Regions from separate parts of the Homo sapiens genome. Here region 1 is linked to region 2. The links are chromatin loops, found by intact Hi-C in ENCODE. Cell type or tissue: endothelial cell of umbilical vein. All regions are shown on one strand. Each heading gives the region's core, and the rest is flanking DNA. Links, peaks and the distances in the headings are about the cores only.

What was found. Hi-C counts contacts between places; a loop is a spot of excess contacts. Peaks named below come from ENCODE experiments on the same cell type or tissue, not always from the same donor. Only the 100,000 strongest peaks of a DNase experiment are listed, where the experiment ranks them.
Region 1: it touches region 2 in a loop (4-fold over the local background); 5 of 110 quality-filtered maps call a loop at or near these places.

What each region holds. Positions count from the first base shown.
Region 1 is chr10:99,899,214-99,915,232 of GRCh38, forward strand. DNMBP (dynamin binding protein) reads right to left here. Exons shown (of 17, transcript NM_015221.4): 5 at 9,740-9,933; 6 at 8,782-8,881; 7 at 706-853. Among named protein-coding and RNA genes, the nearest start is that of DNMBP-AS1, 20 kb to the right of the region's middle. RefSeq lists enhancers at 6,719-7,918, 14,063-14,685, 14,686-15,308. In endothelial cell of umbilical vein, for the core only: a CTCF peak has its summit at 7,530; a DNase peak (open chromatin) is centred at 7,458; H3K27ac peaks cover 1,987 bases.
Region 2 is chr10:99,957,470-99,973,488 of GRCh38, forward strand. DNMBP (dynamin binding protein) reads right to left here. Exons shown (of 17, transcript NM_015221.4): 2 at 14,511-14,665; 3 at 11,646-11,768. The coding sequence starts at 14,655. DNMBP-AS1 (DNMBP antisense RNA 1) reads left to right here. Exons shown (of 5, transcript NR_024130.3): 5 at 1-1,529. Among named protein-coding and RNA genes, the nearest start is that of DNMBP-AS1, 38 kb to the left of the region's middle. RefSeq lists an enhancer at 1-141. In endothelial cell of umbilical vein, for the core only: no CTCF peak of the experiment used is centred there; DNase peaks (open chromatin) are centred at 6,502, 7,542, 8,452 and 9,052; H3K27ac peaks cover 6,745 bases.

The DNA.
Region 1 (16,019 bases), core at 3,120-11,119, 60 kb before region 2:
AATAAAAAAGTTAGCCCCTAACTTCTCTTTGATCTACTTATCCATATATCTTTATACCTTGCTTCCCTAAGACCAGGACAATCTCACCTGATGTCTAGAATACCTTAGCTGGGCATGGTGGCTCACACCTATAATCCCAGCACTTTGGGAGGCCGAGGCAGGCGGATCACTTGAGGTCAGGAGTTTGAGACCAAGGTGGCCAACACGGTGAAACCCCATCTCCACTAAAAATACAAAAATTAGCCAGGTATGGTGGTGTGTGCCTGTAATTCCAGCTACTTGGGAGCCTAAGGCGGGAGAATCGCTTGAACCCGGGAGGCAGAGGTTGCAGTGAGCTAAGATTGTGCCACTGCATGCTGACCTGGGCAATAAGCTGAGATTACACCACTGCACTCTGGCCTGGGTGAGAGTGAGACTCCGTCTCAAAAAAAAAAACCCTGTATTTAGTCTTCTCACCTATGCTCTTATTTGGACCAAACCATCCTCTCCTGGCTGCTTTTTAACCTGATAACGCTAACCTAATACTCTATACAGATAAAACTTATTCACATGGACAAAAATACAATCAGGAAACCACTTAAATGATATATATCATGGATATCTTATGTTTAAAATAAGATGTCATCATCAAGTCCAGGCATATACACAGGTATAACTTAGAGAACTAAAGAGCTGTAATGGAAGTTAAGTGGTCAAAACTCCTACTTCAGATCTGCCAAGGAGTCCTGAAGATGCTTCTGGATCTTCTCATCCTTCTCGTAGATTTCAAGCAGCGCAATGGCCTCATCATGATTCTGGCAGTAAATCTTGTATGTTCCCTCAAGCTCATCCCGGTGACCAAGAAACACAGGTCCTTTGGAATACACACAAACATACAGTGTTTTTAGTAAACTTTCTTCTCAGTATACTAAATGTAAGGTACACAGCCAAACTTTAGTACCAGCTAAATCCTACCTATTACAAGAAATGATACTAAGACTATCCATCAAATAGTAAGAAACTTCCATCTAACAGCTTAAAGTTGTAATCATTTAAAGGAAAATTTAGAAAGCCATGTCATCCGTATATGTATGTATTCATTTTTTTTTGAGACAGGGTCTCTGTCACCCAGGCTGGAGTGCAGTGGCACAATCTCAGCCCACTGCAGACTCGACCTCCCAGACTCAGGTCGGTCCCTAGTAGCTGGGACCACGTGTGCATGCCACCATGCCCAGCTAATTTTTTGTATTTTTGGTAGAGAGGGGGTTTCGCCATGTTGCCCAGGCTCATGTATTTGTTTTAGAACAAACACACACACACACAATGTGACTGGCCTCTGAAACAGAGCCTCCAGTCCCTTTGCAGTCGAGCCAAGTCAGACATCTGAGAGCGTTCTCCATGTAGGGATGTAATGAGAACCCCATAAGGAGGACCCCCTCAGTTTCTTATTTTTTTTTCCTGAGACGGAGTCTCTTGTCGCCCAGGCTGGAGTGCAGTGGCACATCTCGGCTCACTGCAACATCCGCCTCCCTGGTTCAAGTGAGTCCTCTGCCTCAACCTCCCAAGTAGCTGGGATTACAGGTACACACCACCATACCCAGCTAATTTTTGTATTTTTAGTAGAGACGGAGTTCTTCTACAGCAGCAGTTTCTAACATTTTTGTGCATAAATAAGACTGGATAAAGTATATTACATTAAAATACCTATAATGATAAATCCCCAACTTATGATATAGTAACCTATATACTACTTTAGTTTTTTTGAGGCAGGGTCTCACTGTTGCCCAGGCTCCACTGCAGTGGTACGATCTTGGCTCACTGCAACCTCCACCTCCCAGGCTCAAGTGATCCTCCCACCTCTGCCTCCTGAGCAGCTGGGACTACAGATGTGCGCTGCCACACCTGGTTAATTTTTGTAATTTTAGTAGAGACAGGGTTTTGCCATGTTGGCCAGGCTGGTCTCAAACTCCTGGGCTCAAGCAATCCACCTGCCTGGGCCTCCCAAAGTGCTGGGATTACAGGTGTGAGCCCCAGCCATATGTACTTCTTTATAAGGTATTAAATAACCAAATGTAGCACTGAGTCTAACAATCCCCATACTGTCACAGCTTGAGGAGTGACACACACTGGTAACATTGGCTGCCTCTGGTTGAGGGTTACTGAAATTTCAAGACATTTGCAACGACCTAATCTGACAGAAACATGTGACTTCTGTTGGTGACAAAGTCACAGCTACTACTATGTGACTTATTCCCTACATTCATACTTTAAATAAATGCTATATTTCAGTTAAAAACTAGTAAAAAAAATAAAGAGGTCATTTTTTTCCCTATCCCCAGACCCCTCATCTAAAGTCAGTTAGGCATAGGAACAGTTCCTAAGCAAACTTCTACAGAACAATTGCCTTCAGAGCTGTGGCCTGAACGTGCGGGTCCCTGGCTTACTATGATGACTCTTCCTCTTGCCCTTCTTTCCTCCTCTCAGTGTATTTGGTGCTCCCTTCTTCAGCTCCATGTTCCACAAAAAAGAGCTCTCATCCTTGTTCTCCTCCCTCCAATATGATACTATTTACTGCTTCCCTACAACCAACCATCCCTACCAGCTGTCCAGGCACGACCCCTCCCCTCAGGGAGCCTATCGCTGCTTCTGTGGACTCACCTCTGTTCTCTCACTGTTGTGTCCCATGGAAGTCCCTGTTCTTGTGCAGAACTTTTTTTTTTCCTTTTTTTAAGACAGGGTCTCCTGCGTTGCCCAGGCTGGAGTGCAGTGGCACAATCTTGGCTCACTGCACCCGCCACCTCCTGGGCTCAAGTGATCCTCCGACCTCAGCCTCCTGAGTAGCTGGGACACCACCACACCTGCTAATTTTTGCATTTTTTGGTAGACGGGGTTTCGGCACGTTGGTCAGGCTGGTCACAAACTCTTGGGCTCAAGTGATCCACCTGCCTCGGCCCTTCCAAAGTGCTGGGATAACGGGCGTGAGTCACCATGCCTGGCCTAAAAAGTTTCTATTTAAATTATTTTCCTTAATGTATAACTCCTTTCTGTAAGAGAAACTTAACTTTTTTCATATCACCTCACACTGCCCTTTCTCACTGGAAGCCTCCCTTCTTTTTTTTTTTTTTTTTTTTTTTTGAGATGGAGTCTCGCTGTGTCACCCAGGCTGGAGTGCAGTGGCATGATCTCAACTCACTGCAACCTCTGCCTCCTGAGTTCAAGTGATTCTCCTGCCTCAGTCTCCTGAGTAGCTGGGATCACAGGCATGCGCCACCACGCCTGGCTCATTTTTGTATTTTTAGTAGAGACAGGGTTACACCATGTTGGCCAGGATGGTCTCAAACTCCTGATCTCAGGTGATCCGCCCGTCTCAGCCTCCCAAAGTGCTGGGATTACCGGTGTGAAACACCGCACCCGGCTGCCTCCCTTTAAAAAAAAAAAAAAAAAAAAATTGTTGGCTGGACGTAGTGGCTCAAGCCTGTAATCCCAGCAATTTGGGAGGCCAAGGTGGGCGGATCCCCTGAGGTCAGCAGTTCGAGACCAGCCTGGCCAACATGGCAAAACCCCGTCTCTACTAAAAATACAAAAATTAGCCAGGCATGGTGGCAGGCGCCTGTAATCCCAGCTACTCGGGAGACTGAGGCAGGAGAATCGTTTGAACCCAGGAGGCAGAGGTTGTAGTGAGCAGAGGTCGTGCCACTGCACTCCAGCCTGGGCAGAGAGCAAGATTCTGTCTTTAAAAAAAAAAAAAAAAAATTGTTTTGAGACAAGGTCTCACTCCACATCCTAGACTGGAGTGCAGTGTTGTGACCATTGCCAACTGCAGCCTCCAACACCTGGGCTCAACCAATCCTCCTGCCTCAGCCTCTCAAGAACCTGGGACTACAGGTATGTGCTACCACACCTGGGCAATTTTTTTTTTTTTTTTTTTTGTAGAAACGAGGTCTCACTATGTTGCCCAGGCTGGGCTTGAACTCCTGGCCTCAAGCAATCCTCCCGCCTTGGCCTCCCAAACTACTGAAATTACAGGCAGGAGCCACAGCACCTGGCCAGAAGCTTCCCTTCTGTCTACTCCTGCAACCTACCAGTCACAACAGTGGGGGTGGGGCTGGCTCCTTTTTCATCTTCACGGCCACTTTTTTTTTGTTTTGTTTTTTTTTAAGAGATGGGGCCTTGCTCTGTCACCCAGATTGGAGTGCACTGTCATGAACCAGCTCACTGCAGCCTTGACCTCCTGAGCTCAAGCAATTCTCTGCCCTCAGCCCCCCAAATAGCTGGAACTACAAGTGTGCCCCACCATACCTGGCTAATTTTTGTATGTTTTGTAGGGATGGTGTTTCACCTGGTTGGTCAGGCTGGTCTCGAACTCCCGAGCTCAGCAATCCACCCACCTTGGCCTCCCAAAGTGCTAGGATTACAGGCGTGGGCCACCGTGCCTGGCCTTCACGGCCACTTTGGAATTCCTAAAGCCACCCATGTCTTCATCTGGTTGCACCATTCTACATTAGTCTGCCACCTTCTTTTTGCAGCCCTTTCCCTAGTTGCATTCTTAGAATCTTCACCATCCAGACATGATTTACATTCAATTCGCCGTTCTTCAACTTCCCTGATAGTCACTGTTCTATATCAATTACAAACTAGCAAAGCTACACCTATAATCTCTTTCAAACTCTGGGTCACGAAATATACTTAATGGGTCACAGTCAGCACTGTTTTGATGAAATAGAATGGATTTTTTTTTTTTTTCTGTAGAGACGGGGTTTTCCCATGTTGCCCAGGCTGGTCCAGAACTCCTGGGCTCACATGATCTGCCCACCTTGCCTCGGCCTCCCAAAGTGTTGGGATTACTGGTGTGAGCCAACACGCCCGGCTGATCAAATAGAAAAGAAAATATCAGAAAACATCGGACATAAAAATTAGCTGGGTGTGGTGGTACGCATCTGTAGTCCCAGCTACTAGGGAGGCTGAGGTGGGAGGATCGCTTGAGCCCAGAAGGTAGAGGCTGCAGTGAGCTGTGATCACACTGCTACACCCCAGCTTGGGAAATAGCGTGAGACTGTCTCGAAAAAAAAAGGAAAACACTGGACATGGTAAAACTAAGCACAGACATACACAGAAACACACATCCTGGGTCATTATGAACAACATAGCTCTCGGCGGGATGTGTTTAAAATCAGGTAAAGCGAGTACTTTCCACCTATGACCATGTACCCAGAGTCTCCCAGTGCTGCTTGATCATTCTCTATCTCAGCCACCTGCCCTTTGCCCGTGGCTCCATAAGGCTTTAACTTGCCCTTCATGGTCTTCTCGGAGCCTTCCCTCATCGGATGTTTCAGACCTCATTTGTTCTTTGTGAATCCCCCACTGAACGCACGCCTGGCCTTCCGTTAGAGCCACCGGCATGGTACTCTCAGTCTTGGCTCCCTCAAGCCCCACCACCCACCATCCCTCCTCTAAAAATTAGTCCTTGCGCCTAGGTCTCAGCCTTTCAGTGTTGAGGCCTCTCTGCCACCTCTGTGTGTCTTCAACACATCGAAGCCTGCTACCCAACTCCTTGTTTGACTTTGGACAAGAAGCGAAGGGAAGAAGAAAAAATAAATGCAGGTGCTATCTTATGGAGGTGGGGCTATGGATATTTGCTTTCATTTCTCAGTTTATTGTCATAATCTAAGGTATAGTACACTATAGACACAGATGCTAAGACTCTCATTTCTGATTTGAATCAGACCTAAGGGGAGAAGGCGCCTTGCAGAAGCTGGTTAACTCCAACCACCTGAGAGCCCCAGGAACGACAACAGGTAATAAACTGGAAGAAAAATGAGTAACTGCTTAATTTAAAATTAAGCTCTTTTAGATAGCAGCCAACTTTATCTCATTTCTTTCTTAATACAAATAAATGACCCAGAGATACTTATTTCAAGTGCCTTAAAAAATCATATACACTGTCGTTTATGCTTCACCATCACACTAAAACTGGGTCACTGTGACTTCCTTCTGCCCAACTCAATGTGTGTATCTCCTTCCTCAACTTCCCTGACCTCTCTGGTTAGACTAAGGGCAAGAACCTCAGGTTCCAGTTTTTCTAACTGTTCCAGAAAATGCAAAAGACACAGTTGTATTCTGTATAGAGGCTAATGGCATTTGCCTGCACGACAGAAAGACTTGAGTTTGAATGCCAGTCCCATCAATTACTAGCCATGTGACCTGGGCAAATTACCTTCCCTCTAAGTGTCGGTTTCTTCACTGTAAAATAGGATAGAGTACCTAAACTGGCTGCAGAGTGGGTCACACCTGTAATCTTGCAGTGTGGGAGGACTGAGCTCAGGAATTCAAGACCAGCCTGGGCAACAGAGCAAGACCTCATCTCTACTAAAAATAAAAAAGCTAGTTGGGAGGCTGAGGTGGGAGGATCACTTGAGCCTGGGAGGTCAAGGCTGAGGTGAGCCATGATCACACCACTGCATTCTAGCCTAGGCAGCAGAGCAAGACCTTGTCTCAAAAACATGTGTGGCGGCTCGTGCCTATAATCACAGCATTTTGGGAGTCTGAGGAGGGAAGATCGCTTGAGGCCAGGCATCCAAGACTAGCCTGGGCAATATAGTGAGACTCCATCTCTACAAAAATTTAAAAACTAGCTGGGCCTGATGGTGCATGCCTATAGTTCCAGCTGCTCAGGGAGCTGAGGTGAGAAGATTGCTTGACCTGGGTAATCGAGGCTGTGGGTGAGCTGTCATTGTGCCACTGCAGTCCAGTCTGGATAACAATGTGAGACCCTGTCTAAAAAAAGAAGAAACAACAGTACCTAAACCTCAGAGGGCTGTCTATTGTAGAGAACAACTGAGATCCAGCTGGACCTATCTTGTGAGGGTATGTGGTGAGAGAAACACTCAGGAAACATTAACCATGCTACAACATCCCAGAGCTGTTTCCTCCTCCCTTCAGGGGGCAGAACCCTGATTTTTTTCCTGTGTCCGTTTTTCTCCCAGGTGAGTCAGGTAAATTCCATCTAGTGTAAGCCAGTGTCATGACCCATTCCCCTTTCTAGCCATCAGCTTAGCTGCATGCATGTCACCCACTTCTGGCCAACGAGAAATAAGGTATCTGATCAGGGAGCTCTGGAAAAGGTTTGCAAACTCTTAAAACGACACAGGGGTCACTCCTTCTGCTGGATGTTGTTGTATATGGTGTCATGGCTGGAACTGGGGTAGCCTCTTGTAATTAGGATTCTAATAAAGCAGCAAAATGATAGGATGTCCCCTCCCACACTGTGCCAGGGCTGGTCTGTAGGACCCACAGAACATGACAGAAGTGATGCTGTGTCATGTTCAAGATCAGGTTATAGAAGACTCTGTGGCTCCTGTCTCAGGCGTGCTTGCTCTTGCGTGCTCTCTCTCATTCTGTCTCTCGCTCTCTCTCACAGGTCACTCTAGGTGACTCATGACTCATGCCACGTCGTGAGGAAAGCCCAGGGAGAGGCTCACGTGGCAAGAAACTGACGCCTGAAGAACTGAGTGAGCTTTCTTGGAAGTAGATCCCTGAGCCCCAGATGATGGCAGTCCAGGCCAACAACTGACTCCAACCTCATGAGACCCTGGGCCAGAACCACCCAGCGGAGCCACCTCCAGACTCCTGACCTACAGAAGCAGCGAGGTAATACATGTTTAATGTTTTCAGCTGCTAAGTTTCAGTGAAATTGTTAAATAGCAATGGATAACCAATAAGTTCCCTTGTTTATAAGAACTAGATGAATGTTTTAAAAACATTTTGACAATGTCCCACATAAATGTATTTTAAATTATGACTCAGTACACATATATTTGAAATGAAAATAAAAGTTTCAGCCAGATGTGGTGGCTCACACCTGTAATCCCAGCAATGTGGGAGGCCGAGGTGGGTAGATCGCTTAAGCCCAGGAGTTTGAAACCAGCCTGGGCACAGCCTGGGCAACATGGCAAAACTCCATCTCTACAAAAAAAAAATTACAAAAATTAGCTGGGCGTGGTGGCACATGCCTGTATTCCCAGCTATGTGGGAGACCAAGGTAGGGAGGATGACTTGAGGCTGGGAGGTTGAGGCTGCAGTGAGCTGAATTCGCACCACTGCACTCCAACCTGGGCGACAGTGTAAAAATCCTGTGTCAAAAAAAAAACAACAGATAAGTTTCAAAAATTGGTAGTTAAACTTACAGTGCATTCTGATATTTTCTTTTGTTTTTTTTTTTCTTGAGACCAAGTCTTGCTCTGTACCCCAGGCAGTGGTGTAGTGGCTCGTGGCGCGATTTCAGCTCACTGCAGCCTCAACCTCCTAGACTCAAGCAATCCTCCAACCTTGGTCTCCCAAGTAGCTGGGATTACAGGAGCCCATGACCACGCCCAGCTCTATTTTTAGTACAGACAGGGTTTCACCATGTTGGCCAGGCTGATCTCAAACTCCTGACCTCAGGTGATCCTCTTGCCATGGCCTCCCAAAGTGCTGGGATTACAGGTGTGAGCCACTGTGCCTGGCCGCATTCTGGTATTTTCTTGAAAAATAAGTTGATCTCATGACCCAGTAATGGGCTGCAACCATGAGTGTGGAAAAACATTGTACTGTATGACATCCAAAACTACTTCTATTGCTAACATCCTATTATTACCCCAAAGTAGGCTGAGACAGAAGGAAAGCAGAGGACAAGTAACCTCTGGACTAAGTACCTACACCTGTATCTTCCCGGAGGCATAGTTACTCAGTATCAGGAAGGCCACTTACTCCTGCCCATGAAGTTTTTTTAAAAAGCTGCTTCTGAAACAACACAGGAGCTCATACCTACAGCATCGCTGATTTCCAGAGCAGCCAATAATTGCTTCGAGACCTTAATCACCATCTGCATATTTCCAAAAAGTCCCTCAAAATCAATGTTTGGTACCTGAGAAAAGGAAACAAAACATAAAAATGCACGGAAATGAGCTTAATGGCATTTCAATCATCTTAGGAACAGCTCTTCAAGAATTGTAGAAAAATTGCTCAAGGTCACTTTCTTCACTCACTTTCATGAAGTTTCCAGACTAGAAATATCCAACATTATCTTTAGTGTCATCCTTTGTCCTTGATCCAACTATTCTCTGCCACCCCAACCAGCACTTTAGTAAAGTGATAATGGAACCAATTTGGCCTACAAATGCACTGGGATACAAATTCCCACCCGCAACCAACATCCCGTAGCACTGCCTACCTGCTGCAGAAGTACTTGGGAGTGAATGCTCCAAGGGTGTAAACCCAAGCCCAGCCCAGCTGGTCAAGTTACAAGCAACAAGGACTATAAACCCCAGGACATTGTTACCCTTTTCTTACTACCTCCAGCATCTAGAAAAGTCCCTAGCCTACTCACATGTTAGTAAGGGTTTCCTGGATAAACTCTATATGAACAGGTACTAGAGTCATGTAACTGCTCACCCCCAGGTTTTGTTACATCATCACTCAGCCTTCTAGCAGGGCCACGATTCAGACTCCCTGGAACTGCTTTCAGGAGCCACAGAAACAGGAAGTGTCCTAGGAGTGACTGCAGTGTCTGGTAGGTTAACAGTAGACTTGACAAGTGAAAGGATGCTGAAGGCTTAGCTGATGACACACGTATGTTGAGGCCCTTGATTAAGAGCAGCAGCACTCACAGTCACAGTTTCTATTTCAAATCCAATAAATCTGTGGCGAAAGCTCCTATATCCTAATGCTTCTGGCCTGGAGGACCATATTCAAGGTCAAACTAACTCTGTCTCCCAGTTCCCACCTGTGCCTGCTGCATGGGTACCATGATCCGCTCAATACACATTTCCAGATCCCGAATGTAGTCTCTTTCTGTCTGAAGAAGTTCTTCTATGACCTTGGCTCTCTTCTCCAGCATCCTCTGCTCTGGATTTTCGGCAGACACAGACCCAGAAGGGGCCACCAGTGATGAAGACTGGGAGGAGAGGAGCGTCATTTCTAGAAGGGAAAAGAGAACTGGTTAGCAGCTCTGGGTGTAAAAGCAGCACCCTTCCACAGTTTGAGGCAAACAGAACCCATTTCCTGAGAACCAAAGGTCTCACTATTGTCAACCCTCAGGAAATCAGATCGCACATGTCAGTTGTAAACAGGGACAGCTGAAGCGCTTAGAAAGCCATCACTGCAGAGAGAACTCCAACCTGTGCAATACCATTTTGAGAATGTGTCCTGAAAAGAAGTAGCTAGCCCACTTTGAGTGAACAAAGCATGTCTACAAGCTCCTTGCAAAAGAGGTTAGAGGGGTCTGACCTTATAAGACTTGCTTTCACTTAATCAGATATAAAACATGGTCCATGATCAAAGCACCAGAAATAACAAGCTGGAAGTTCAAAATACAGATGTAGCACATTAAACAGAATATTATGGGGAACACAGAACAATGCCAACTAAGGGTAAAATAAAAAATAAGAAATTATCCATCTGAGATCTGGATAATTATAGGACCTATCATTTTCCAGTCACTGTAATGGTAGGTCAACACTAGCATATAATGAAATAGGTAAAAAAAATTGTTTAGATTTTCCCTATGAAAACCTTAACCAAAACTCACAAGCAGGTTTTGTTACTCAAATGTCCTAGTAGATACAAACTTACTATAAACATGAAGCTTATCAATGGTATTTTCAAGTATAAGAATCTCTAAGAACTAAACTGCATTATTCTAAAAAACAAATATGTATCCTGTCATTAGCTTTTACAATTATCTGACTATTACTTAGATACACAGGATGAGAGAGTTATCTATAAACATGGAACAGCGTTTGTTCATCTGAAATGAGCATTAAACATGGTAATAAGCAAAGGAAAAGAACAGCAGTGAAACAATCAGCCTCTGCTTAGTCTATCAAATTCTTTATGATCCAATTAAACAACTACAAATTTGGTATGTAAATATACTAGTAAGTCTGAGTACAATTACAGGACTATTTTAACCCAGGTTTAAGAAGCAAAAACACAAGTGTTCAAACTACTTAAGGAAAGTCGGCCTTCACAGCAGATTTTATTCTCCAAAACACTTTCCACACTGCTTTCTCTCAGAAGTTAGGAATTCTGGGACGGGTGCAGTGGCTCACGCCCATGATCCCAGCACTTTGGGAGGCCAAGGCTGGCAGATCACTTGAGGTCAGGAGTTCGAGACCAGCCTGGCCAACATGGCAAGCTTCCATCTCTACTAAAAATACAAAAATGCTAAGCATAGTGGCACACACCTGTGATCCCAGGTACTTGGGAGGCTGAGTCATGAGAATCACTTGAACCCAGGAGGCAGAGGTTGCAGCGACACGAGATAGTGCCATTATTGCACTCCAGACTGGGTGACAGAGAAAGACCCTGTCTCAAAAAAGTAATTCCAGTGTTTTAGAATACAACCCAAATTCTGGTTTCTAGATGCCATTCTCCACTAAAAGGAGGCAGGGTTCTTTGAAGAAATGGCTAATTCCAGGGCTGGGGCAGAGAAGGTATAGCTGAGCCTGAAATGTGGGAGAAAGTGAAGAAGTACTCAACAACATGGTGGGGATAGGTCAAAGGGCACAGAGGCCAGCTTGAAGGGGCTCCCACTGGCCAATCTGGCACAATTTGAGTATAAATGAAAAAGCACAATGGATTATTCCACTGAATAAGAACCTGTAAGTACATATTGATAATATGTAAGTACATAAATAAATGGGGGAGAAGAGAAAACTCTTTGTTATGGTAGAATGTCAGCTGATAAATAAGAGAAGAAATAATGGAGTCAGCAAATCACCATTTTAGGCCAAGTGTGGTGGCTCATGCCTATAATCCCAGCACTTTGGGAGGCCGAGGTGGGTAGATCACTTGAGCTTGGAGTTCAAGACCAGCCTGGGCAACATGGTGAAACCTCACCTCTACAAAAAATACAAAAATTAGCAGCACATGGACTGGCACACACCTATAGTCCCAGCTACTCAGGAGGCTGAGGTGGGAGGATGGCTTGAGCCTGGGTGGCAGAGGTTGCAGTAAGCTGAGATTATGCCACTGCACTCCAGCCTGAGTAAAAAAAAAATCTGGCCAGGTGCAGTGGCTCACGCCTGTCATCCCCGCACTTTGGGAGTCTGAGGCTGAGGCGGACAGATCACCTGAGGTCAGAAGTTCGAGACCAGCCTGACCAACATGGTGAAACCCCATCTCTACTAAAAATACAAAAATTTGTATTTTGCCTGTAATTCCAGCTATTCAGGAGGCTGAGGCAGAGGTTGCAGTGAGCCAAGATTGCACCACTGCACTCCAGCCTGGGAGAACAGAGCAAGACTCCATCTCAAAAAAAAATCCATGTTCATACAAAATACACACTGAAGCTTACTAAGGGGCACAATATATGCAATGTACTCTTAGTTCATTAAAGAAAAAAAAACTGCATGTGGAGAGTGGGGATTGACAGAGAATGAGATAAAAACAGCAAAATGTTAAATATGGGTGAATTTGTATAAAATGTATACAGGAGTTTTCATTGTACTATTGCAATTTTCTGTATATTTGGTATTATTCAAAATAAAACTTAAGACATAACAGAAAAAGCTCTTTCTCGAACTTTTTGGTAGAATGAATGGCAAAACTTGAAGCATAACCCTGATTTCATCAGTGTTCGATTATGATTCTAAATTCATTGTGTTACATATAAAATTTATTTCTAATAGGCTTGTTTTAAATTTTCTTTGTGATCTCAAAGCAACAGACTTTCAATCCCAAATATGGTCTCATTAGTGCCAAGTTGAGAATAGAAACTCATTTTAAATACAAGACTAAAAAGCTCTGGAGAGGGAGAACATTTACTGAATTCCTATCACATGCCAGGTACTTTACAGATTATATCCCTGAACTCATTTAATACTCACATCAGAATTTTTAAGTAGGTATTATTACTCCCATTTAATAGGTAAGAAAATCCAGGCTTGGAGAGGCTGACAAACTTGTCTGAGGTTATATAGTGAGTAAATGGCAGTTGTGGATTTAGAACCTAAATATATTTAAATCCAAATCCTGTGCACTTAATCCTGCACCATTTGGTTTCCCTGGCCTGGAATCTCAATGAGAAAAGGTCAGGGGCTTATTTGCTTCAAATCTTAAAAACTCCCTGGAAACCACTGTGTACTCTCCTGAGAATCAAAATTCTACTAATTATAGTAGTTGAAAACACAAAGTACCAGCAAGCACTTACTCATCAATCAGAAGCCAGCCAGCCTATGTATTAGATTTTTATTTCTTTAAAATGGAGAAAAACAATAACAATTCTTTTAAACTACCAGCGTGCCTTCCCCTGTGCCCCCACCCCCCGAAAATGGGGTTTATAAACTCTTGAGCAGCCTTTAAAAACCCAAACACTTTGGTGTGATTAAAAACCCCTGTGGGATGTTTTCACTATATTGCAGTTTCCTGGACACCATCCCTGGGATTCAGATTCAGCAAACCTGGGTGGGACCGGGGTATCCGCAATTTTAATAAAACCCTAGGTGTTTCCTTCCCTCCTCTTTCTCTTCCTCTCTCTTTAAAGGAGGGGGTTGTTACCCAGACTAGTTTCAAACTCCTGGGGCTCTCAAGCGATCCTCCCACCTCAGCCTCCCAAGTAGCTGGGACTATAGGCATGTGTCACTGCTCCTGGCAACCCAAGGTATTTCTGAAGACACAGGTGACCTTCAGGTGCCACAAACATTTATTAACACTCAAAGAGAGTTTTCAAAGATTAAGTCAAATTTTAAAGTCTGGCTTGAAATGACTGTAAGTATAAAAACTTTTTCCTTTATGCCACATATATTCTAATAAAAATATCTGCTCTAAAATTTTAGTATCTGGGCCATGCGTGGTGGCTCATGCCTGTAATCCTAGCGCTTTGGGAGTCTGAGGTGGGAAGACTGCTGGAGCCCAGGAGTTCAAGACCAGCCTGGGCAATATAGTGAGACACCCGTCTCTAAAAAAATTAAATTTTTAGTATCCCGGACAACAAAGCGGGAGAAGGCGGCCTTCACCCCCAGCCAGCTGTGGTGGAAAAAGAAGCTTTGAATCTTGCACTTCCCCACTATGTAGCTGGGGAGCCTTGGAAATGTCCACTTTTATCTCTTGGCCTCAATTTCCCAATCTATAAAATGAGGATAATAATACTTGCTTTGCAGAGTAGTTGAGGGAGTTAAACAAGGTAATAACCCAACAAACATAAGTCCTTTTCCCACAATGGGCCCGAATATGCCATCTGCACCTGATAGATGGTAAATACACTTGGTAAAATGTACCAAGCAGAAAAGTGCCCTGTGCAGACTCTAAAATTCCACTTTTCTATGAGAACAATAAAATGTGCAGACGAGCTCTTACTTTCTTCCTAGGATAGCCCGGCAGGTGTTAAAGGAGCTGGGACTGTTGCACAAATTTACTTCCTGTGATAAAACAATTAGTTGTGGGGTTCCTTCAGTGATTGTGGCTTACCCCCCACCCCAAGTCCTGATTCCATTCCTTCTCAAGACACCCCCAGCCCTTTCCGGTTAGTACATTATCACCAGGCTCACTTCCTAAAGTTCGAAGGAAGGGAGTCATTAGCCCACGGCTTCCCACAACTCCATCACACACACTTCAGAGTTAAAGAGCAGAGCCATGCGCCCTTCCCTTGCCTCAGAAAGCTGGATCTATCTCTAATGGGGAAAATTTTGAGCTCCCGGCCAGATCCCAGGTGCCCTTGAACAGGGACGAAGAGGCTGCCTGTTCCACTTCCTTCTGTGCTGGCTCCCACACCCCAGGACCTACCTGCAGTGCCCAGAGCTGGCTGTGTGTGGAGGTGTGGGCCTGAGGGTAAGCAGGCGGGACAGAATCTTCCCAGAGCTCTGGAATGCTCCACAACCCCCCAAACTCCTTTGAATAGGGTCGGCATTTCCCCCAGGCTTCCCACATTTACATATGAATCGCGCAAGTCACCCGGGCTATCACAGCAGGGCTTGTCCTAAAGGATGGAGCTGGAACCCTAAGCGTACTGGACTGAGAAGTGCACCAGCGGGCCCAGCAGTACCTGGATCAACACCTTCCTTTCTATTTGGTGTTCTTTCCTAGTCCTAAAACCCTCGAAATTCCACCTCTGGAGTTTGAATCTAAGATTATTATCTCTTCCTTTTCTACCCCATGCTAAGCCTTTTTGTTGTTGTTTTGCGTGGGAAATGGGGAATGCCCTTTTGAGGAAAGAATTCCAAAGGCCCAGCCATCTCTTGTGATGAGAGGCAAAACTGTGAAGTGGGCAGCAGTTGCCTGTTTAGTCTGCTCCTGAGCCTCTTTATGCAGTCTTTCACCCACAGCTTAGCCAAGGGACCCCAAACCTCCCCCTCCTTTAGGCAATGAACCCTAAAGCCATCACAGAGCAGATTTCAGCTGGGTAGTCCCAGGACAGCAAGAACAGGGATGGCAGGAGTGATTCACAGGAACTGGGAGTCCCGCTCACATCTTCCAAACATTTACACTTAAATGAACCAGGGAGAAGAAAGGCACACAACAATATGCCACAATTTTTTAAGAAAATGCACAATTTTGTAAGAAAATGGAGAACGGGGAAAAGAGACGAAAGAAAGGAAAATCTGCAAAAACCCATACATATTTCTATATAAACATATAGGCTGGGCGCAGTGGCTCACGTGAGGCCTGTAATCCCAGCACCCTGGGAGGCCGAGATGGGTGGATCACCTGAGGTCAGGAGTTTAAGACCAGCCTGGTCAACATGGTGAAACCCCATCTATACTAATAATACAAAAAAATTAGCCTGGTGTGGTGGCACACACTTGTAATCCCAGCTACTTGGGAGGCTGAGGCAGGAAAATCGCTTGAACCTGGGAGGTAGAGGCTGCAGTGAGCCGAGATCGTACCATTGCACTCCAGCCTGGGCAACAAGTGTGAAACTCTGTCTCAAAAAAAAAAAAAAATATATATATATATATATATACACACACACACATATATATACATATATATACACATATACACATATATACATCTACACACATATACACACATATACATATATACATACACACACACACACACAC
Region 2 (16,019 bases), core at 4,765-12,764:
AACACTAAGACTTTATCTACATATTTTACTCTGCTGACTTTTGTAATCTCTGTGAAAAAGCAATGGTGATTAAAACTGCTGGCCAGCTAGGTGCTGTGGCTTACACCAGAAATCCGAGCACTTTGGGAGGCCAAGGCAGGAGGATCGCTTGAGACCAGGAGTTCAAAACCAGCCTGGGCAACATGTCAAGACCTTGTCTCTACAATAAATTTAAAAATTAGCTGTGCACTGTGGCTCATGCCTGTAGTCCCAGCTATTCAGGAGGCTGAGGTGGGAGGATAGCTTGAACCCAGGAGGTCAAGGCTGCAGTAAGCTGTGATTTCACCACTACGCTCCAGTCTGGGTGACAGAGCAACACTTGTCTCAAAAATAAAAATAAAATGGCTGGGCGCGATGGCTCATGCCTGTGATCCCAGCACTTTGGGAGGCCAAGGCAGGCGGATCACTTGAGGTCAGGAGTTCGAGAGCAGCCTGGTCAACATGGTGAAACACCATCTCTACTAAAAATACAAAAATTAGCTGAGCATGGTGGCACGTGCCTGTAGTCCCAGCTATTCAGGAGGCTGAGGCAGAAATTAAACTCAGGAGGCAGAGGTCGCAGTGAGCCGAGATCGCACCACTGCACTCCAGCTTGGGCAACAGAGCAAGACTCCATCTCAAAAAAATAATAAATTAATTAAAAACTGCTGGCAATTCATAAGCAAAGGCAGTAGCCACAAATTACATGAATAGTCACTGTATGGTCATCGTATTCTTCACAACCATGTACTCACAGTTTTTAAAAAAGCCATTTTCAGTTAAGAAGCAATACAAATTATGCACTGTGCTAAATCTCAACCCTTAAGAACAATTCTTTTGTAATATTCTGTGTGACAATATAGGAATTACACATAAAGCACTTTTACTGCTGAGGAGAAGCACGAGTAACTGAGTTATATGCCTGAACCGTCTGTTTATTTTCACATAACACCATTTTATGTGCAAGAATGAATAACAGACAACTATGTTTATTCAGACTTAGATATCTGGCAGATGTTTCCTCCAAAATGAAAGTGAGTCTGAAACATCAAGGAGAACAAATGACAGTATTTGTTGCCAATGATAAAATTCCAACTTCCAAGAGAAAATGAGAATTTTGGAAAACTTGTATCTACTACCATGGGCTTGGCAGCTTTCCCATACTTAAAGATTCTTCTGATGAGATAGTAACAAATATGATTTTTTCACATTGTATGTTGAAATGGTCAACATTTGGAATAACTGAGTAGCTAATTGAATCAATATTTCCTAAATGACAAATGCATGCTGGTATAAAATCATTCATGGCTAAAAGATTCACACTCCAAAAGCAAGATAGATTAATGAATTTTAGTGTAATATTATGAAAGTTCACCGACGTAGTTTCAGATCCCACACTGCAATTAACTCGTAAGAAATTACCAATCGTTGAATTTTGGTGCAGTGTCAACGATGAATATTTGCAATTATTTGAAAAGACTATTAAAATACCTTTTCCTGTCTCCCATTGCATATTTGTGTAAGGCTGGATTTTCTTCACATAATTCCATGAAAACAACACATTGCAACAGATTGAATACAGATGCAAATAGAATCTGGTTTTCTTTTAGTAAGTTGAACATTAAAAATATTTACGAACATGTAAAGCAATGTCATTCCTCATTAATTTTTTTTTGTTTGGAAAGCTATACTTATTTTTCATAAAAATATGTTATTTACGTAAATATGTAATGGGTTTTTAATAGACTGATAAACAAGTTTTAAAAATTCCCAGTTGTAATAGCTAATATGATAAATATCAACAGACACAGCCCACATAAACAAAAGCTCTTTGGGAAAAATACAATAATTAGCCAGGTGTGGTGGTGCCCACCTGTGGTCACAGATACTTGGAAGGCTGAGGCGGGAGAGTCACTTGAACCTGGGAAGTCAAGGCTGCAGTGAGCCATGGCTGTGCTACTTGCACTCCAGCCTGGGCGACAGAGAAAGACACTGTCTCAAAAACAAAAACAAAACAAAAAAACCACCCAAAAAAACAAAAAAGCTCTTTGGGGTCTCAATAACTTTTAAGAGTATACAGGGAGGCCAGGTGCAGTGGCTCACACCTGTAATTCCAGCACTTTGGGAGGCTGAGGTAGAAGGATTGCTGGAGCAGAAGAGTTCAAGATCAGCCTGGGCAACATAGTGAGACCGCGTCTCTATTTAAAATTTAAAAAAAAATTAGCCGGTGTGGTGGTGAGCGCTATAGTCCCAGCTACTTGGGAACCTGAGGCAGGAGGATCGCTTCAGCCCAGGAATTTGAGCCTGCAGTGAGCTATGATGGCACCACTGCACTCCGGCCCGGGCAACAGAGTGAGACCGTGTCTCAAAAAAAAAAAACAAAAAAAAAACAAATCTTTAGTAAAGGGTTCTTTGTTGGAGATGAAGGGTATGGACAATGAATGTTCAATCATGTTCTCCAGAGGCCTTCTTGAACTGTCCCTATCCTGAAAATATATTATAATGAGATCTTAAAAGAAGGTACCAATAATCACCACTTTTGTTTTTGAAAATAACCAATTTTCAGGTTATCCTCACAAAACGTAAGCTGAACAGTTAGCATCTGTCTTATTGTAGAAGAAGTTGAGGTAAAGAAAGGATAAGAGCACAGTATATGTTTCTGGAAAAATGAAATTAAAATTCAGTTCTATATGATTTATGATTTAATTTTGAAAAAATTACTCTAATTTTATCAACTGTTTTATAACAAACTCTTGATTATCTGATTATAAGCTATTCACTTGTAGATTATCTATTTTAATCTTACAGTTAAGATTAAAGTTAATCTTACCTATACTTTTATAGTTAAAATTTCTTTCTCACTCAGTACCCAAGTCAGAGGTGCTCAAGGAATGCACCTGGCCTAGGTAAAATAAGATCTGGGTAGCAAAGCACCTGGCAAAATCCTATGAGTCATTTTATAGTCAAGCACATTGGAAAACTGGGTTATCTTTTATGCTCTTGATTTTTACATGCTCTTGATTTAAAAAAAAATTAGGCCAGGTGCGGTGGCTCACGCCTGTAATCCCAGCACTTCGGGAGGCCGAGGTGCGCAGGATCACCTCAGGTCAGGAGTTCAAGACTAGCCTGGCCAACATGGTGAAACCCTGTGTCTACTAAAAATACAAAATTAGCCAGGTGGGGGGGTGCACGCCTATAACCCCAGCTACTCGAGAGGCTGAGGCAGAAAAATGGCTTGAACCTGGGAGGCAGAGGTTGCAGTGAGCTGAGGCTGCACCATTGCACTCCAGCCTGTGTGACGAGAGCAAAACTCCATCTCAACAACAACAAAAAATTTAAGTCTACTCAGGCAAGGTGGCTATTGCCTGTAGTCTCAGCTACTCGTGAGGCTGAGGTGGAAGACTGCTTGAGCCCAACAGTTCAAGGCTACAGTGAACTATGATCGGACCACTGCACTCCAGCCTGGGTGACAAAGAGAGGCCCTGTCTCTAAAAAATAAAATAAAATAAATAAATAAGAAAAAAAAAAACTAAGTCTGTCTTATATTCCCAAGTAGGTTACAGTTCCTTAATGGTAGGTACCACCTTCTCTTTGGTATCTCAAGAGTCTGGTATGATGCCTTTTGCATGGCAAGCACTTGATGTTCATTTGCTAATGATGATTATTCTTCAACTCCAACTCCCAAATAAATTCATTACATTCTGCTTTCCAAACTGACTTCTGCTGCTCATTTCCTTTTTTCTTCTAATTCCTTCTTTCAAAATATTTCTTCCCTTTTTCTTTTTTTTTTTTTTTTTTTTTTTGTGGAGACAGGGTCTCACCCTATCACCAAGGCTGAGTGCAGTGGTGCAATCATGGCTTACTGCAGCCTTGACCACCCGGGCTCAACTGATTGTCCCACCTCAGCCTCCTAAGTAGCTGAGACTACAGGCATGCGCCACCATACCTAATTTTTATTTTGACAGGGTCTCACTATGTTGCCCAGGCTGGTCTCGAACTCCTGGACTCAAGTGATCCACCCGCCTGAGTCTCCCACAGTGCTGGGATTTCAGGTATGAGCCACTGTGCCCGGCCTCTTCCTTCTACTAATTGCTCTATGCTACGACCCTGGTCCAATTCCCACCATCTCACCCTTTGAAATCTTGTCCCCACGCATTATTTCTTCAAGTCTACCAATTGATTCATGACAAATCAAGATTACAAATGCACCAGTTTTACCATCTCCCTCCCCGGGCCAAACTTTTACCATGAAGCACAAGGAGCCTACTGCTAATGGCTTCTTCCTCAGTAATCCTATTCTTATTACCCAAAATATATAAAAAATAAATTTGCTCTGGACACTCTCTGTAGAGGTTTACTGAGCTACCAAAAGACTTATGCTTTCACCCCAAAGCAAACTTACATTCATGATTATCCAGTCACAACTTTCCCCTTCTCCAACTATCCAATATTATCTCACCTATGATATGAGACCCTATTCCACACAAGGAGGTTTTTATTGTTATGAAGCCGCATCATTATTAACCCCAAAGCCTTACTCCAGTTACACTGTCTCTCCATCTGAAACCTAGGCTTGCTTCTCTAAAAAACCTTAGAAGCTCACATTCATCTTGGCTGTCTATAGCCTAGAAAAGAAATTATTGTCTATATCATGAATTCTGACACTTGTATTTTTATATACTATACAGCACCTAACATAAGATTTTACACTTAGAGAGAGTTGCCCAAAATATTTTCACAAATTTGATATTATTTGGTTTCAGTGTTCCCCAAAAATAGGGTCTTGGTCCTGTATTTCTACATTCCTTTAACTTATGATTCCCTATCCCTTGGTCAGAAGTTGGGGTCCTAAAAAATCACAAGGCTGGGCGCAGTGGCTCACGCCTGTAATCCCAGCACTTTGGGACGCCGAGGCAGGGGGATCACGAGGTCAGGAGATTGAGACCATCCTGGCTAACACGGTGAAACCCTGTCTCTACTAAAATTACAAAACGTTAGCCGGGTGTGGTGGCGGGCGCCTGTAGTCCCAGCTACCAGGGAGGCTGAGGCAGGAGAACGGTGTGAACCTGGGAGGCGGAGCTTGCAGTGAGCCGAGATTGTGCCACTGCACTCCAGCCTGGGCGATAGAGCGAGACTCCGTCTCAAAAAAAAAAACAAACAAAAAACCACAAGTAATTTTTCCCCCTCTGGCCCTAAGGCCATCCATCGAGAACACAGAGGGAATGCACTGGTGACTGACTGCTGTTCAGACACAATGGGCCTCTTGGTGAAGGGGAAGAATAAAAGCGTGCCATAACTCCCACTCTGCTGGCTTTGAAATCAACTGGCTTTCTTAAAGCTGTAGAATTATGCTATTTTCCTTGTTTTGTCAGATCCCCCTGAACCCATATAATAAGGCTTGTTTTCCTATCTATTTTCAACAGGATAACTGTTTTGATAAGCTTTATTACCTGATGGACTGCTATTTTATTGGTTATTTCTACACAGTAAAGGTGAATCTTGAAAAACATACACAATTTAGAACCTGGAAAGTACTTTAGAGATTATTTAGTTCAATACCCTTTTTATTTTAAAATTCATTTGATTATTATTATTTTTTGAGACAGGGTCTCAGTCTGTTACCCAGGCTGGAGGGCAGTGGCTCAATCACTGCTCATTGTAGCCTTGACCTCCCAGGCTCAAGCAATCCTCCTGCCTCAGCCTCCTGAGTAGCTGGGACTACAGGTGTGTGCCACTGTGCCCAGCTAATTTTTTTTTTTGTTATTGTGGAGATGGGGTCTCATTTGTTGCCCAAGCTGGCCTCAAACTCCTGGGCTCAAGTGATCCTCCCACCTAGGCCTCCTAAACTGCTGAGATTAAAGGTGTGGGTCACCATATTCTGCCTCAATGCCCCTGTTTTATAGCCCTGTTACTGAACCGTAAGTCTCTGTTTTTCATCAGAAAGAGTCATACAAGCTATTCCCCTGGGGTCCTAGGTGATTCCTTAGGAACGGATCACTTTTTCCATTAGATTGGTATCTCCAGAATAACTAGTGGTCATTCCCAGACTTCTGAAATGCCAATATGAGGAACTCCTGCACGAGCAAGACCAGATTTTGAGAACAGAAAAATAGGAAGTGTGGTGACCCTTAGGGTCAGCCTGAGCCTTTGACTCATGCACAATTAATCCCAGCCACACTGCTTGTTTCCTCTGGTTGGATTTTTTATTTGAACAGGAAATGCATTAGGAATAAAATGGTAAAAAGGAGTGCAGGTCTTCTTAGAATCGGATATGAGCAGTCTGACTGCAGTCCTGGGTTCCTCACGGACTCCTTTTGGGCTGTCTCTAAATGCCAGGGGAACTATGTGCTTTATGCAGCCTGACCACGTAGAGTATTTTATTCAGGTTTCCATACGAGCCATGTCAGAACTTCTTTCCTGAGAGTTCACATTCATGGCATCACAAATTTATAACACATGTGCTTTGACTGATGAATACCACTGGTCAATTTATTTTTTATTGGCCTGTTGTTTGAGGGGGCAGGTTATAGGCAAGGGATGAGGATTCTGTCTTACGTGAGGCAATTATTAGTGATATTTTATCACTTGTCATAATATGCACTAACTTGTTTCTCTCCTCTCTGTCTTTTCCTTGTCCTATTCTCTCTCTTTTTTTTTTTTTTTTTTTTTTTTGGAGACAGAGACTTGCTCTGTCGCCCAGGCTGCAGTGCAGTGGTGCGATCTCGGCTCGCTGCAACCTCTGCTTTCCGGGTTCGAGCAATTTCTCCTGCCTCAGCCTCCCGAGGAGCTGGGATTACAGGTGCCTGCCACCATGCTGGTAGTGATGGGGTTTCACCATCTTGGCCAGGTTGATCTCAAACTCCTGACCTCGTGATCCACCCGCCTCAGCCTCCCAAAGTGCTGGGATTACAGGCGTGAGCCACTGCGCCCAGCCTCCTTGCACTAATCTCTTATTTTGGCTTTGTTCTTTACTCCCCTCCACCCCCCACCTTTCTTTTCTCCTGTTTTTGTTTTTTTTTTAGGATAGTCAGGGGCACTGGCCACCTGTTTTGATTCTTCTTCTAAGAGACAGACTTGTTTCTCAGTTTAAATATAACTCGAGGCCAGGCGTGGTGGCTCATGCCTGTAATCCCAGCACTTTGGCAGGTCGAGGCAGGCGGATTGCTTGAAGTCAGGAGTTCGAGACCAGCTTGGCCAAAATGGTGAAACCCTGTCTCTACTAAAAATACAAAAATTAGTTGGGTGTGGTGGCACACACCTGTAATCCCAGCTATTCGGGAGGCTAAGGCATGAATATCACTTGAACCAACGAGGCGGAAGTGGCAGTGAGCAGAAATTGCGCCACTGCACTCCCGCCTGGGCGACAGTGTGAGACTCCAGCCCAAGGAAAAAAAAAAAATATATATATATATATATATTTTAACTCAAAACAGTAGGAATAGTCCAAAACAATTACATAGCTTCAGGAAAAGGAAGAAGGGTGACATCTGCTGGAACAAAGATCAGTGGTTCTGATTTCACATAGAATCTCTCTGAGAACAGACACACAAAACTTCACAGACTTATCCCAGAAACAAGATACCCAAAGCACATCAATGAAGCCCAGGCGCCCAGGTTAAGACTAATAAGAATAGCTAGCATTTACTGAGCGCTTACCTACTACCACATGCTTTCCATGTACAACCTCATCTAATCCTCACAATCACCCTGAGGTAGGTATTATATTATTATCCTCATTTTGTAGATAAGAAAACTGAGGCTGAGAGACTTAAGTAACTAGTCCAAGGTCACAGCTATTAAGTGGTGGACTTGGATTTAAACTTAGGCCTGTCAGAATTCTTATCCCCTAAGCTATACTGCCTGCTCTAAATACATATAGACATCTATAAATTACACATATATTTTTTCTCTTATTAATCCTAATGATACTTCTTAAAGGTAAGTAAGTAACAGTGAACTAAAAAGGCACGTGGTAAAACACAACAGATCTCAAACATTATCTCACATACTTTTTTTTTTTTTTTTTTGAGATGGAGTTTCGCTCTTGTTGCCCAGGCTGGACTGCAGTGGCGCAATCTTGGCTCTCTGCAACCTCCACCTCCCGGGTTCAAGCAATTCTCCTGCCTCAGCCTCCCAAGTAGCTGCAATTACAGGTATGCACCATCATGCCCAGCTAATTTTGTATTTTTAGTAAAGATGGGGTTTCACCATGTTGGCCAGGCTGGTCTCGAACTCCTTACCTCAGGTGATCCACCCGCCTAGGCCTCCCAAAGTGCTGGGATTACAGGCTTGAGCTACCATGCCTGGCCCCACATACTCTTAAGGTTTCCAAATCCCCTCCTGACCTATTCCATCATCAACATTTCATTTACAGACACACTGATCTAATGGAAAAAGTGATTTTCAGTCTAGGAAGTTGAAGCGCCATCCCAAGCACTAGACTTAAAAAACAGGAAACCTAGATGCAAGTCTGATAAACTTGCATATCTGGCATAAAACAATACTTTCATTTTTTAGTGATTTTGTTTCCCACCAGTAAATACCTGTTGATGTGACTTGTCACGTATACAAAAAGAGAAATTAAAATCATTTGTGCACAAGCTAAGTTTCCCAGAAAAAGGCAAATTGCATAGGTATAACTAACTTCTCCATCCTCCAAGCCTTGTGTTTCCAAATTAAAAGACAGAGCTAAAAAAAAAACGTGAAAGGCATAGAAGGAAAGCTGACTGGTCAGTGTGTTTACTGGCAGTAGATTATCACAGAGAGGAGAACAAGATAAAACCATGGATAATTAGTACATCTCATTCTAGTCTCTCTTTCCCAGTGTATCCCCCTGCCCACATCCTCTTCCTTTGGATTCCACTTACATCTTTAAGCTTATTAGGCTTAACTGGTTAAAAGGTAGTCAAGATAAAATCTAGATTCCAGGTCCTGGCCTGACCTTGAGTCAGTCTTCAGACAGGTGACTCACGATGCCAGATTCTTTCTGAGAATCTCTCGGATGGCATGCTTCCTAAGAAAAGTTCATGCTACCCACATCCTCTGAACAGCTCAGCGGAAGCCACTGTACTCTTGTCCTTTCTCCATTCCATCAGATATGGACTACAGACTCCACTGGGAGAGCTATGAGTAAGGACAGATAAGGTCCCTGCTATAATCTCTTAATCTATTTCTGTCTACCTTCCCAACACTGATTAACAAGAAAGCATAGAGCTGAAGTAGAGACTGAGTATAAAGTGAAGTGTAAGAAACTCTCAAAACAACAGAGCGTGGTGGCGTTTTCTCTCGTTAATACGTTTTGTTTTTTTTTTGAAACAAGGTCTTGTTCTGTTGCCCAAGCTGGAGTGTAGTGGCGTAAACACAGCTCACTGCAGCCTCAACCTCCTGGGCTCAGGCTCCTGCCTCAGTTTCCTGAGTAGCTGGGACCACAGGCATATACCACTGGTATGCACCACCATGCCTGGCTAATTTAATTTTTTTTTTTTTTTTTGTAGAGACAGCGTCCTGCCATGTTGCCCAGGCTGATCTCAAACTCTTGGGCTCAAGGGATACTCTTGCCTTTGGCCTCCCAAAATGCTAGGATTACAGGCATGAGCCACTATACCCAGCCTCTTATCAATCCTAATGATACTTCTTAAAGTTAAGTAAGGTCTGTAATCCCAGCTACTCGGGAGACTGAGGTGGTAGCATCACTTGAGGCTAGGAGTTTCAGACCAGCCTGGGCAACAACGTGAGACCCTGTGTCTTAAAAAATAAAATAAAATTTGTATAATAAAAAATAAATAATCGCAGCACTTTGGGAGGCCAAGGTGGGCAGATCACAAGATCAGGAGTTCAAGACCAGCCTGACCAAGATGGTGAAACCCCATCTCTACTAAAAATACAAAAATTAGCTGGGTGTGGTGGCAGGTGCCTGTAGTCCCAGCTACTCAGGAGGCTGAGGAAGGAGAATCGCTTGAACCTGGGAGGCGGAGGTTGCAGTGAGCCGAGATCATGCCACTGCACTCCAGCCTCGACAGAATGAGACTCCGTCTCAAAAAACAAACAAATAAATAAATAAACAAAATAAAACAAAATCTAAAAATAAAGAAATTCTCAAAATAGATTTTGAGGATTAAGGTCAAAATCCATTATTCCATTCTTATCACTAAGGGTTAGAGAAGTTTGATAGGTTTTTCTGGGTGTGTGTGTGTGTGTGTGTGTGTGTGTGTGGGTATGTGTGTACATGATTTAAGAAATGAAGCCTGTCCCTTTTGTGCCATATGCCAAAGAGCAAGTAATGATATTAATAACACACCTAATAAGTTCTACTGTTTTGATGACTGAGTCATCACAAAATTGGATTGATCAGAAGCTTCTGTCTTTTAGACACTACTGGTTTCTCTGTTTATGCAGAATGGACTTAAGGATACTTGTTGAAATGGTTTATAGTTTGTTCATCTAATCAGAGTGCAAGAAGGGAGAAATACTTGGAAAATCACTGAGAGATAGCTATGACTACCTGTTTTAATTTATATTTATATATTTATGTATTATTTATTTGAGACAGGGTCTCGCTCTGTCACCCAGGCTGGAGTGCAGTGATGTGATCATAGCTCACTGACGCTTCCAACTCAAGCGATCCTCTTGCTGCAGCCTCCTGAGTTGTTAGGACTATAGGTGCATACCACCATGCCTGGCTAAGTATGACTATCTGTTTTAAATCACTTCCTTTTAAACTGGCTCTGATAAGACAGTAGTAAAATGCGGATGTTTTGCACCTATCTCTTAATTTCCACATCAAAATTCCTGCTCTACTATTATACATTAATAAATGGTAATATTGTTAGCAAAGCCGTACCCAGTTATTTTTTTCTCCCTCCGCCCACGCCCCGTATCAGTTTTTAAAAGAAAAAAAGAGAAATAAAGCCTGAAGTTGGTCAGGCGCAGTGACTCATGCCTGTAATCCCAGCACTTTGGGAGGCCGAGGCAGGCAGATTGTTTGAGCCTAGGAGTTCGAGACCAGCCTGGGCAATATGGCAAAACCCCATCTCTACCAAAAATACTAAAAATTAGCCCAGCGTGGTAGCACGTGCCTGCGGTCCCAGCTACTCATGAAGCTGAGGTGGGAGGACTGCTTGAGCCTGGGAGGCAGAGGTTGCAGTGAGCTGAGATCGCACCACTGAACTCCAGCCTGGGCAACAGAGTGAGACTACTGTCTCAAAAAAAAAAAAAAAAAGAGAGAGAGAGCATGAGCCTGAAGTGTGGCTATAGCATGGGGGCATTGGAAAGATAACACTGGACTTAGAATATGATCAGTTCATATTCTGAGGCCAAGACTTCCCACCTTCGGCCAACAGTCTTTGAATTTTGCTCTCATTATTTATAAAATACAGTTAATAATCCCCACTTTCCTACCTCCCAGGTCTGTGCTGAGGATCAAATGAGAATATATTTGTGAGAAAATACCTTGGAAATTTTAAAATGGTACTAAACTATAAGGCATCATTACGTCCACGCTATTTGGTATTGCCGAGGACTCTCTAGAGGTTAAGCCACTTCACAAATTCAAAAAGGATCTGGTTGTCGAAACGGGCAGACTCCAAAAATCTAATTTCAAATAGTCTACTATTTGATGAGCAGCTTACCTCGATGGAGGGGAAGATTATCCAACTCTTGGGATGTGAATTCACAAATGCACACAAACAGCCTCTCTCCCTCTTTTAGACTGGGAATGGTCACAATTTCCACAAAACTGCTGGGGAATTGTCCTGAAAATAAAAGCAAACATATTAAATTTTAATACTGAGATTTCTTTTCCCGTCTGTGTACAAGGACAAAAACTTTTCTTCTGAGTCCATGTATAGACCGTAACTTGAAAACTCAGGGAATACTCATAATTGGAGAATCTGTTGGAGAAGAAGTATAGTGCACAAAACTAGATGCATGCAGGACAGACAGAATGCAATTCAATTTGGTACGCATTTACTGGGGGCTGCTATAGGCAAAGCACGCTGCAGAGGAAAACATAAGACAGTTTTGGTTTTCAAAGATCTAAAAACCTAGTTCAGACAAAAAGTCGAATTCAGACATAAATAATAATTCAATCCTGAAATCTGGTATCATAACGTAAGTACACAAATTGTTACGGAAGTTCAGAAAAGGTAGGTAATAGGTCAGGAAGAACATAAAAAACTTTATGAAAACAATAGCATTTGAATCTGACGGTGGACAAGGTTTTAATAGGTGGTGGGAGAAAGACAGGGCCTGCCAGTTGGAAAGTATCAGAAAGTCTGATTGATTCTACCTTCTGTCTCTGGGTATATTTATCTCCAGACCCACCACCTTGGTCCATGCCATCACCATCCCTCACCTGGATTACTGCAGCGACCTTCCAAATGCTTCCCTGCCTTCAGTTTTGTCCCTTTCTATCATTCTTAAGTCTGCAGCAGTGAGTTTTCTAAAATTCAAATCTGATCATGTTCAAAGCACTTTCAGGGTTTCCCATTTTCTTCACTCCTTACCATGGCATACTCTGTCTCCCATGATCCAGCTTTTGCTCATCTCTCCAGCCCACCTTTCTCCCTCAACCACTCACACCTCATGCCCTACTAAACTTCTCTAGGTCCCCTGTGTTCTCACATTCCAGGGACCTTCAACAAGCAATCCTCTCTGCCTACCATCTTTCCTTGCTAACTCCTTCTCATCATTTTTGTCTCAGCTGAGATACCATTTCTACTGGGAAATAATTTATCTCCCAAATGTGGGTTAAGTGTCAACAGAGTGTGCTCGAAGGACTCCAACCCAGACTTACATAAATATGAGTACATGCAAGTTAAGGATTGGATTAACACAGATGCATGTGGTGTGGGAAAAGCTTCCACCCTTCCCTAGGCTTATTAATGAAAGAAATCGATGTGAACATATATCTTACAGAATTGAAGAAAGCTAACCAGGTGCGTGGAATGTGGGTGGTAGGTACCATGTAGGGTAAGGGATAACTTTAATAAATTTGGGCCAGCCATGGATCCAAGAAGGAGTGAACAGGATGAATCATGCTCCTTTGAAGAAAATGAAAGAAAGATCACTTCTCAGCCTTTTGCCTAAGATCAAGTGAAGAATGAAAGAAAGGGTAGAAAATGTTCAAAGAAGACAGCCAGAGGAAACAAGGTGGAGAGCACCTTGTGTTCCACAAATCATAAAGCTGGTTATGAAAAGCAGTAGTGCCGGGTGCGGTGGCTCACACCTGTAATCCCAGCACTTTGGGAGGCCGAGGCAGGCGGATCATGACGTCAGGAGATTGAGACCATCCTGGCTAACATGGTGAAACCCCGTCTCTACTAAAAATACAAAAAATTAGCCAGGCGTGGTGGCATGTGCCTGTAGTCCCAGCTACTCCGGAGGCTGAGGCAGGAGAATGGCATGAACCTGGGAGGTAGAGCTTGCAGTGAGCCGAGATCATGCCACTGCACTCCAGCCTGGGCAACAGAGCAAGACTCCGTCTCAAAAAAAAAAAAAAAAAAAAAAAAAAAGGAAAGCAGTAGTAAACAACAGGGTTATGAAGAAAGGAATAACATGTTTTGAGAAGAGGAATAATAGCACTGAACACAAAGGATAAAGACCTGGGAAGGGAAAGCGGGTGAAAGACAAAGACTTGGATAGAAACCTGGGCTGGGGCAGCTGGTGTCTAGTGGTGCAACCTCTTGAAGGAATCAACACAGAGATGGAATGGTAACAGAAATCTTCCCCTAACTGGTAGAGACCACATATGAATACAGTAGGTAAACACAAAAGGATTCTGAAATTTATTGACTTGGGCTTCCCATTTAGCTAGCTTTCTTTTCTTTCCTTCCTTCCTTCCTTTCTTTCTTTTCTTTCTCTTCCTCCCTCCCTACCTCCCATCCTTTCTTATTTATTTATTGAGATGGTGTCTTGCTATGTTGACCAGGCTGGTCATGAACTCTTGGCCTCAAGCAATCCTCCCATCTCAGCCTCCCAAAGTGCTGGGATTATAAGCATGACCCACCATGCCCAGCCTTTATTTTTATTTTTATTATTTATTTACTTATTTAGAGACAGAGTTTCACTCTTGTCGCCCAGGCTGGAATGCAATGGCACAATCTCAACTCACTGCAATCTTCACCTCCTGGGTTCAAGCAATTCTCCAGCCTTGCCTCCTGAGTAGCTGGGATTACAGGCACGCGCCACCACACCCAGCAAATTTTGTATTTTTAGTAGAGACAGGGTCTCACCATCTCACCATGTTGGCCAGGCTGGTCTTGAACTCCTGACTTCAGGGGATCCACCCACCTCAGCCTCCCAAAGTGCTGGGATTATAGGCATGAGCCACTGTGCCCAGCTAGGAATAATTTTCTTTCTTTCTTTCTTTCTTTCTTTTTTTTTTTTTAAGACAGGGTCTCACTCTGTTGCCCAGGCTGGAGTGCAGTGCCAGCCTTTATTTTTAATATGGAAAGAAGTCAGGGCCTGTGGTCCACTATGAGTCTCTTACTTACCTGTAACATCCTCCTTCTTTCCTAGAAGCCAAAATTCATCCACCACTGCCAGCACCTCAATAATATCTCCCACAAAGAGCGGCAGTTCTTCTGATACGCTAGGGCAGAAGTCAAAAATGGCTCGAACCACTGAGCCAGCCTCCATGTTTTATAACCTGGAAAGATAGATCAAGAGAAATAGAAAACATCAATATTTAAGACACTGCAATATAGATCTATTTCTTGGAATGATAAAGCTTAAGATACAAATATACTTAAAATGAAGCCAAAGCTAAGCAAATAAGTTAGTACTTCCTATTTTATTTTTGAGACAGGGTCTCACTCCCATCGCCCAGGCTGGAGTGCAGTGGAGCAATCATGGCTCACTGTAGCCTCGACTTCCTGGGCTCAGGTGATTCTCCCAGCTCAGTCTCCCAAGAAACTTGGGCTACAGGCATGTGCCACCATGTCCAGCTAATTTTTTGTATTTTTACTAGAGGCAGGGTTTCACCATGTTGCCCAGGCTGGTCTCAAACTCCTGGGCTGAAGCAATCTGCCTACCCTGGCCTCCCAAAGTGCTGGGATTACAGGCATGCTCCACTGTACCTGGCCTCATATTTTAAAATATCAAAGTTATTTCTCATTTCTTTTTCCCTTTTTGGGGGCCGGGGGAAACAGGTCTCGCTTTATCACCCAGGCTGGAGTGCAGTGGTGTGATCATAGCTCACTGCAGCCTCCAGCTCCTGGGCTCAAGTGATCCTCCTACCTCAGCTTTCTGAGTAGCTGGAACTACAGGCGCACACCACTGTGCCTGACTTTTTATTTTTATTTTTTGAGATGAAATCTCGCTGTGTGTTCCACACTGGAGTGCAGTGGCACAATCTTGGCTCACTGCCACCTCTGCCTCCTGGCTCAGCCTCCCAAGTGATTCTCAAGGCTCAGCCTCCCAAGTAGGTAGGACTACAGGCATGCACCACCATGCCCAACTAATTTTTGTATTTTTAGTAGAGACAGGGTTTTGCCACATTGGCCAGGCTCATCTCAAACTCCTGGCCTCAAGTGATCTGCCCACCTCAGCCTCCCAAAGTGCTGGGATTACAGGCGTGAGCCACTGCCTGCGGCATTTATTTATTTATTTATTTATTTATTTATTTGTAGAGATGAGATCTCACTTCGTTACCCAGGCTAGTGTTGAACTCCTGGCTTCAGTGATCCTCCTGCTTTGGCCTCCCAAAGTGTTGGGATTCCAGGCATGAGCCACCGCACCTGGTCTAATTTAAAAATAATAATTTCTTCATATATTTTTCATTTGGACCGCAAAGGAATTCAGGAACAAAACAAAACAAAACAAAACAAAAACCCTAGACCTCTCAGTGATAGAAAAGATTCAAGTGTCAGCAAATGTAGGCTTTTCAGAATGCCTGAAGAGGGCAGTAATGAAATTAACATTTTTAAAACACCAGACAACATGGTAATTTTAAAATACAATACTTTAAAAAGTAGAGATTTTAAATATGGCATTTTATTCCC